Regions from separate parts of the Homo sapiens genome. Here region 1 is linked to region 2. A link is a loop called in an ENCODE intact Hi-C map of the cell type or tissue named here. Cell type or tissue: mammary epithelial cell. All regions are shown on one strand. Each heading gives the region's core, and the rest is flanking DNA. Links, peaks and the distances in the headings are about the cores only. Region 1 overlaps CLTCL1 (clathrin heavy chain like 1). Region 2 overlaps DGCR2 (DiGeorge syndrome critical region gene 2).

Evidence for each region. Hi-C counts contacts between places; a loop is a spot of excess contacts. Peaks named below come from ENCODE experiments on the same cell type or tissue, not always from the same donor. Only the 100,000 strongest peaks of a DNase experiment are listed, where the experiment ranks them.
Region 1: a loop joins it to region 2, with 7 times the contacts of the local background. A loop is called at or near these places in 4 of 110 quality-filtered maps.

The regions. Positions count from the first base shown.
Region 1 is chr22:19,285,788-19,290,171 of GRCh38, forward strand. The region is part of intron 1 of CLTCL1 (clathrin heavy chain like 1); the gene reads right to left. Among named protein-coding and RNA genes, the nearest start is that of CLTCL1, 3.7 kb to the right of the region's middle. In mammary epithelial cell, for the core only: no CTCF peak of the experiment used is centred there; DNase peaks (open chromatin) are centred at 1,654 and 2,334; H3K27ac peaks cover 2,195 bases.
Region 2 is chr22:19,103,888-19,108,271 of GRCh38, forward strand. All of the region lies in intron 1 of DGCR2 (DiGeorge syndrome critical region gene 2), which reads right to left. Among named protein-coding and RNA genes, the nearest start is that of DGCR2, 16 kb to the right of the region's middle. RefSeq lists an enhancer at 2,247-2,747. In mammary epithelial cell, for the core only: a CTCF peak has its summit at 2,528 (motif pointing right); no DNase peak of the experiment used is centred there.

The DNA of each region.
Region 1 (4,384 bases), core at 68-4,067, 180 kb after region 2:
GAGAAGGGGGTGACAGGGTGCCAGCAACTACTACCCTAGGGAATACTGATAAACAACATGTCAGATAGATGCAGTGATCTGTCTGTGATCCTATGGGAGGATCTTCAGTGTGTTAAGTTACAAAAGCAAAGGGCAGAAGCATATTTAAAGCAGGATTCTTTTGAACATTTTTGGAAGGATATGGTGGCTTCGTTTATAGTGGTTTCCCCTGGGGAGAGACAGACAGAGGCTGAACTGAAAGATTTTAATTCCCATCAGACTAGCCCCTGCAACAGAAATATCTCAGCAGAGAGGAACCTTGACTCAGATCCTCCTAGGACTTAATTCTTTCAACCCAACCAACTAAAAAAGCACTGGTTTGTGTAGCTTAGGCATTCTGAACATTTAAATGTTCTATGGTGAAGATCTGTTTTTCCAAAGAGTCCCCATTCAAATTCATTTACTCTTTGGTCACCCACAATGCCACAGCGGTAGGTACTCCCACAAGGCTCACCCTCGCAGACACCCTGGCTGAGGCAGGTTACTCTCCTTGCTTTGTAAATAAACAAGTCAGAAGGCAACTAACTGGCCAGTATGTATTTCCAATACCAGAAGCAGTGGTAGGCCAACAGGCAAAATTTAACAGTTTACATGGTATCTTAAAATGACATTTTACATGGGATGCAATAATTTTAGGATGCAATGAGCCAACTGCTGTCTTAGTACATCAAAAACCACTTCACAAAATGAGATAGCTACATAATGGCAACATAAACCAAATATGGACTGGATTACTATGGGTACGTGTCCCTTTTTGGAGCATGACCCCCAGAAGCCTCTCCAGACACACACGGGTGTGTGTGGATGGGAACTGTTTTCAGTTCAAGCTCAATCTACACCTTCACAGTTTTACTTTCCCCCCTCTTTCCTTAATGATTAATATTGACTAACATGTAGAAGGCTGTTTCACCTGGGCTGTGTGTAAGACTCACCTGGGAAGGAATACCAAAGCTCCATCTCCACCACTCAGAGCTTTGGATTTAACATCCAGCAGAAATATGTTTAAGGCTGCAGGCCATTCTCACATGCAGCCTAGGTAGAGAAGCACTGATTAAGATCTTGACCATCTTTCTCCTACAATTCTAATGCTCAAGGTCTCTACACCTGTTTCAAACACCGCCTCAGAGACACTTTGAGGGAACATGTTTACGTTTTCTGTGTATTGAGCTATGACACATTTCACAGCTTACAAACTTGGAGCTGCTTTTTTGATATAGCTGGGGGGAATTACTTAGGGCTCAAGAAAATTTTTATGTCACCAAACTATTCAGCCATTCCTCTTCTGAATCAAGATGTCTTAAGTGCTCAGCCCATCCTCAGATATTACAAACAGCAATACCCTTCCAACTCTCACATTTGAATATTTCTAAAAAGTTCAAATGGTAGCTCCCTGAGCTCACAATCCAGCAGAGAAAATGAACAGCTACAGTACCCTGGGAAGAGTGTCATTATAAGAGGAACCCCAAAGAGGCACAGAGGAAGAACTCCTAACTGACAAATCAGGGAGAGCTTCCAGAGACAGCGTCATTTCCACAGATACCAGAAGGCTCAGTAGGAGTCAGTGAGTAAAGAGGGGTGAGAGGAGAATGTGTTTTGGCAAGGACACAAAGGGAGCGGCAGCAGAGTTGAGCAGGTGTTGGGCTGGGAAGAACAGGAAAGAGCACGTGGGGATCAGTCTTTTCATGCCAGAGGAAACACGAAACCACTCCCTGAAGGACTTTAAGCAGATGCTCATCCTTGGAGATCATGTTGCCTGTGTGCTGGAGAATGGATCACAGGAGGGCAAGACTAGAAGTAGAAGGACAAAGCTAGCATGACCATCAAGGTGGGGAGGGATGGCATAGTTTAGGGAAACGGTAGTCATGATGACAGTGGCAGAACGATGCCAAAAGTAAACAGGAGAAAGGGACAACAGGATGGGGAAAACACATCCCAGGCTCCTGGCTGGACACTGGACAAGATACACATCTGGGGAGAAAGGGAACCCCATTTATGAACACTGTGTTTGAGGAACCTGCTGACCATTTCCTGGCCTTCTTCAGTAGGCAGCTGTCACAATGGCAGCAACAGCTCACAAGGACACAGTGCTTTACAGTAGTCCCTTCTTATCCGTGGTTTTTTTCACACTGTTACCTATAGTCTGAAAATATTAAATGTAAGACCCCAGAAATAAACAATTCATAAGTTTTAAATTGCATACCATTCTGCAGAGTGATGAAATCTTGCACCAGCCCACCCAGGACGTGAATTATCCCTCCTCTGCCCAGCATATCCACGCTGTAGACATTGCCAGCCCATTAGTCACTTAGTAGCGGTCAGTTACCAGGTTGACTGTTGCAGCATCACAGAGTTTGTGTTCAAGTAACCCTTAATTTACTTAATAATGGCCCCAAAGTCCAACAGTAGTGATGCTGGCATATTGTTATTATTGTTCTGTTTTATTATTAGTTATCATTGTTAATCTCTTACTGTGCTTAACATAAATTCAGCTTTATCATACATATGTATGCATAGGGAAAAAAAGTGTATAAAGGGTTCAGAACAATCTGCAGTTTCAGGCATCCTCTGGGGGTCTTAGAACATATTCCCCATGGGTAAATCGGGACTACTGTATTATGTAACAGTTATTGTTTAATGCTTTACATTTATTAACTCAAAAACCTCACAACTACCTTGTGAGATAAGAAGTATACCTTTTATCCTTATTTTATAGATGAAGATATAGAAGCACAAAAAAGCTACAAACATTGCCCTAAATCACACAGCCAGTAAGTGCCTGAGTCCACATTCAGTGCCTTCAGTTTGGCCTCAGTCTGTGCTCTTAACCAGGACCTGCTACTGCCTCACACACACACAGCAGTGAAACTGCGAAAACACTCGGATGGCTTGGGAACATCAAGCTTATGGGAATACATAACATCACCAGCAGCATGTCCTGAATGAAAAAGCAGAGGGGCTCAAGACAGATTCCAAGCTCATGCACAAGAGCCGCCCATGGGGCAGTGGGTGTGGGCAGAGAGGAAGGAGAAACCCTGGGAAACTGTGGAACCAAAAACAGTAGAGAAAGGACCCTCAGGAGGCAGTAAAGTGCAGCATCAAATGCGGCTGGACATCACAGAAGATGCGTGTGGTGTGATGGGCTTTATCTCACCTAGCTCATCGCATCTTATTTTTTGAGACGGAGTCTCGGTCTGTTACCCAGGCTGGAGAGTAGTGACATGATTTTGGCTCACTGCAACCTCTGCCTCCCGGGTTCAAGAGATTCTCCCGCCTCAGCCTCCTGACTAGCTGGGACTACAGGTGCGTACCAACACGCCCGGCTAATACTGTATTTTTAGTAGAGACGAGGTTTCACCATGTTGGCCAGGCTGGTCTCGAACTCCTGATCTCAGGTGATCCACCCGCCTCGGCCTCCCAAAGTGGTGGGATTACAGGTGTGAGCCACCATGCTCGGCCTGATTTTATTTTTTACAGCAAAGATTAGCCAACTGCAGCCTGCTTTTGTATGGCTAAACTAAAAGTCTTTTTCATATTTTTAGAAGGTTAAAAAATGTAAGAATATGGGACAGAGACAGAATGTGGCCCTTACAAAAAAGCCTGCAGGATGGCTTGTAACCTTGGCAAAAACAGATTCAGGGGAAAAAATGGGGACAAAAGCCAGACTGCAGGTTACTGTGGAACATAAAAATAATGAAGCACTAAAGCAGCTCTTTCATGACATCCAGCTATGAGACAAGAGCTTCGTGGGGACAAGAGCGGGGGAAGAAGTTTGCTGGTTGTACAGATGGAAGAGAGGTGAGCATTGCCCAACACAAACAGGAAGAAACAACAAGACAGAAGGATGAAAATACAGGAAAGGGAGGCTATGACTGAACGAGGCTCCCTTATAGGGAAGAAGGATACCAGATCCAGAACATAGACAAGAAAGGACACCTACTTTTGAGGTAACAGGAAGGCAGGAAAGGGTGGCTGCAGACAAACATCTAAGTCTGCAGCCATATAGGTGAGAAACATCCCAGTTATGGCTTCAGTTTTCTCCAAGTCATCTGCTGGTTGCAAGGCAGGAGTGGCAGGATCAGGGATTTAAGGAACAGGCTGAAGTCTCGAAATGTCTGTAGTGAAGGCAGTGTGTGCTGACTCAGTGTTTGCTCTACAGAATGCACAGCAGCCTCAAAGACCCAGTCAGTGTTAGAGACCACAAACCAGACTTGCATTCACGTGGCTGCCCACCACAAGCCACAAGCATTTTCCAGATAATGGAACATATCAACTCTGATGGACATTACAAATCCTGATGGACATTAGAAACTCTGATGGACACCTAAAATATCTTGTTGCTTTCTTG
Region 2 (4,384 bases), core at 291-4,290:
AAATAAAATAAAAATTTTATTTTTTATTTTATTATGAGGTGAGAGTACCTCTTGAACCCAGGAGTTCAAGGTTACAGTGAGCTATGACCCAGCCACTGCAATCCATCCTGGGCAACACAGTGAGGCACTGTTCTTTCAAAAGAGAGAGAGAAAAAAAGAGAGAATCCCAAGCATACATCCCATTAGCTGTCAGAGCAATGATGTCATCACATATCAAATAGTGTCTGGAAATGCTACCTTATGCTTGTGAGGATGAGAGAAAGGCAAATGACACCTCAGTATTATCATGAAAACAGTTTTGACCTCACGGAGCCCCTAGAAGGGTCAGGGAACCCCCAGAGACCCCTGGGCACACTTGGAGAGCTACTGCTTTGGGCTATGCAACGCCCAGGAATTAGTGGATTCATGCCCTGTAGAAACCCACGAGTCTCTGCAATACAAATTCTTTCTCTAGATTCAATTTCTCCTTTGTCAGCAAGCCTTAGCCTTGTTTCAAGGCTGTCTCAAACTGAGCTGTCTCAAATTACTGTGTGAAATTTAGTATGCTGCATAAATTGTTTAGAATTGATTTCTCTTCAACATTTGCCCACAAAGAACAAGAGGGAGACAGAGTACTAGCAGAAGCACACATGTCCACAGTTACATCACTAAGAAAATCAAAACATTTCCAGCAAAGAAATGCAGGAGAAATTCCAGCCCATCTGCTCGCACTACTCACAGCCCACTAAGATAGGTCTCCACCAGAGCAGTCTGAGACCCATCAGACACAGACTCCCACACCCGGGGTAGGGGACACCCATGCCCTGCTGGAGTGCCCAGAACAGAAGGTTCCAGCATCCCTGGCAGGCCTGCTCACACCTGGCAGTAAAGCCTTACTGCACATTCTGTCTTGGAAAGAGCTGGCAGCTGCTTCCCAGTGGGGCTTTCCCACAGGTCATTTCACCTTCCATACAAGTTGCTACTAGGAAAGGGAGATTTGTCCAGCACACTTCAAAGCAGCAGCAGCAGCAGAGGGGAGAAGGTTTGGAAGCCAAGGGCTGGCTGGGCTATTGTAACAGGCGACCACGCATCTCCAGGAGACCAGAGGTGTGGATGCTGGGTTCTGCCCTGGGCCAGCCATCTCTTCTCCAGATGCCCTCAAGAAGGGACAGAGGGCCGGGCACGGTGGCTCATGCCTGTAATCCCAGCACTTTGAGAGGCTAAGGCGGGTGGATCACCGGAGGCCAGGAATTCAAGACCAGCCTGGACAGCATGGCAAAGCCCCATCTCTACTAAAAATACAAAAATTAGCTGGGCGTGGTGGCGCACACCTGTAGTCTCAGCTACTTGGGAGGCTGAGGTGGGGAGAATTGCTTGAACCTGGGAGGCAGAGGTTGCAGTGAGCCAAGATCATACAACTGCACTCCAGCCTGGGTGACAGCATGAGACTCCATCTCAAAAACTAAAAAAATAGGGAGGACAGAGACCACTGTTGATAGCACAACTAAAAGACAAAACAGAGGGCATATTGCTCGGTGACCTTCTAAATGGAGGGGTCACCTCTGTCCTGAGGCAAGAGTGAATAATAAGGGCCTTGAATGGGGCCTCAGAGATGGCCAGCATCTGAGCCACCAGGGGCCATGGGCAGGCCTCTGGCAAGCACCCATTCTGAACAGGTGCTGCCCAGTGGGGAAGGGAGCGATGCACGCTCTGGAAGGCACACTGTACTCCGGGGCCCCAGAGGGACTTCGGGACCAGATAGCTTCATGGGATGTGCTATAACTCCAGAAAGGGACGCGGCTGGCGATGGAGGAGTGCATCATCAGAACACCAACCTGCGTCAGACAGAGAGCAGACCTGGGAGGGCAGAGCTAGGAAGTGAGGAAAGGCAGGACCTGGCATTCCAAACAGTGCACAGACCATCCCAGAACCAACTGTGATCACATCACAAACTCCCTGCCTTCTCTACAGTGCTCAAATGCCATCTGCCCTTTTATGGAGTCCAAGGGCCACCTCTAACCTTCCCGCAAAGCCCCACATCCAGGTTCTTGGGGGTCCCGGCTCACCAGTCCCTGCAGCTCTCCCCTGAAGCCCGTCTAGCCCCTTCCCCATCGCTGCCACTGCCCCGTAGCACCAGCAGGCCAGCACACAACCTCCCCACCCCTGTAGCTTCCTGGAACCACGCAGGGAGACTGGCTTGGAAAGACGCCCCAGAGATCCGTTGCGAGACAAACAGCAGGCTTCAGCTCCTGGCCCGTGCAACCCTGCTCAGCCTCGCCAGGCTGCTTCCTCCATCTGTAAAGCATGGAGGTGACCATCCTGCCCTGCCTATCCCTCCTGACTTCCACGGAGGTGATGAGGCCCAAAAGAGAAAATTACTCCAACAATGCTCAGCTGCTGAAGTTTCACATATGCCACCCTTAGGAACAATCCTGGGAGGTCCTCTGCAGAGATAAATGCTCTGAGAGGGACCCACAAGGGCAAAGAGAGGATGGGAGGCAGGAACCATGGCCAGGGGTTCTGTGCAGTTTGACCTGCCACTGCGTCTCAGCAGCAGGGGGCAGTGAAGACTGCTGATACCTGGAGGCCTGAGCATCCTCTGTACTGGCAGCCACCAGGCTACAGCACCAACGATGCCAGCATCTGAACCTCAAGCCACAAGGAGCCCAGAGGCCAGCCGGCTCCTCACCCATGAGGGCCCAGAGTTCAAACGGGAACAAGACATGTGTGGCTCATGGAAAATGATGAGATTGGAAGTTTCATTAGCAAAATGTGAAGGAAGGCCCGAAGCTGTTCTATGTATTGAAACCCCCAACTAGTCCAGCCAGCTAGCTTCTCAGAGGGGCTGACCCGCCTACTCAGTGTCCCACATCAAGTTGGCAGCAGCAGAATGGGCATCAGAGGTCAGGCTGTGGGCTCTTTGACCCAAATCCCCATCCCTGAAGCCAGCAGAGCCCCTGGGTGGGGCTCTGCATTCTGACTCCCTAGAGGACCAGGTCCAAACTTTCCAGTTCTGAGCCATTTCCTTCACCGAGACAGCAGTCAGCAGAGCCTCTGGGGGCTCACTGCACAAAGCCCAGGGATACCAGAGCCCCACCACCAGTCTGGTGCAGAGCCAAGGATGTACCAACATATTGTACTTTTTTTCCCTACCAGTGGCCAGTTACTAGAACAAAATATTTTACACCTGCAAACACTCCTGCTGTGGTTTTGAAATATGCCTGCAACTTCTTTGATATGGCTCCCTAAATGGCAGTAGCTCCCCAAACACATAACCACCAAACCCATTTCCAAACAGCCCCCGGGGCAAGTGGAATCTCTGAGTGAAGGCTCCACCCTCAGTCACTCCTCCCCTGGACCCTGGAGCTCCTGACTCCCCATCACCACCACTGGAGACAGGTGGCCAGCTCTCCTGCAACAGTGGAGAGGGAGTAGGGTTGCCAAGCGCTAGGGGAGTGCCAGCCACTTTCTCCCACAGCCCAAGGGGTCACAACACTGACACTGGGGAACACCACACAAGAACAAAGGGACAAGGCCTATGCTTCAGCATTTATTTCTCATAAATAACAAGCATTTTCTACCTCCAGGAGAAGAAGTGATCACCACCTGCTACCATCTATCTGTAGATGCTGTCCAACCAAAACACTGGCTCAGCTGCTCTGCCCTGTGGCTTCTCCTTAGGCAGATGTTTGGGAAAGAAGGCCCTGTTTAAAATAAGTTATCCTAGAAAAGAAGGGAAGGTCCTAAGAAAAAGGAAGGGATCATATAAGATGAAAGAAGAGAAAGGCAGGTCCACCAAGCATACCTATTCCATGAGTGACACTTTCAAGAAAAGAACAGCAACTTGCAATCAGTCCTTATTTCATGGGGGTTCGGGCAGGAGGGGCTACATACTTGGGAATAAGACCAGGGCAGGAGGGTGGGACAGAACTGGAGCGAGAGCTATCTCGCATCTGATGTAAACATCAGCCAGCAGTTTCATCCAACACTCGCACCACATTTCGATCATAGCCACAGGATAGCGCAGCCAATTTCTCTAAGAGAAAGAACAGCTGTAGTCAAATCAGATTCCTGAATGCTCATTTTGCATGTGCCAGGCAGTATATCAAGTGCTTAGAATACATTATTATGAATCCTTAAGACAACTCATTTGCTCCTTCCATGAACACCGCCGTGTACCTCCTAGGGGCCAGGTGTTGTACAGGACACAAGTGAGAAGAGCAGGAGGAGAACCATAAGGTGTCTGCCCCCACGAAGCTCAGATTTTACTAGGGAAGGAGAAGAACTTCGTAACCTTGGGGTAGGCAAGGATTTATTAGACAAAAACAGAAAGCATGACCATAACAAGAAAAAATGATAAATCAGACTTCTTTAAAATTAAAAAAGTCTTTGATCAAAAGCTTAG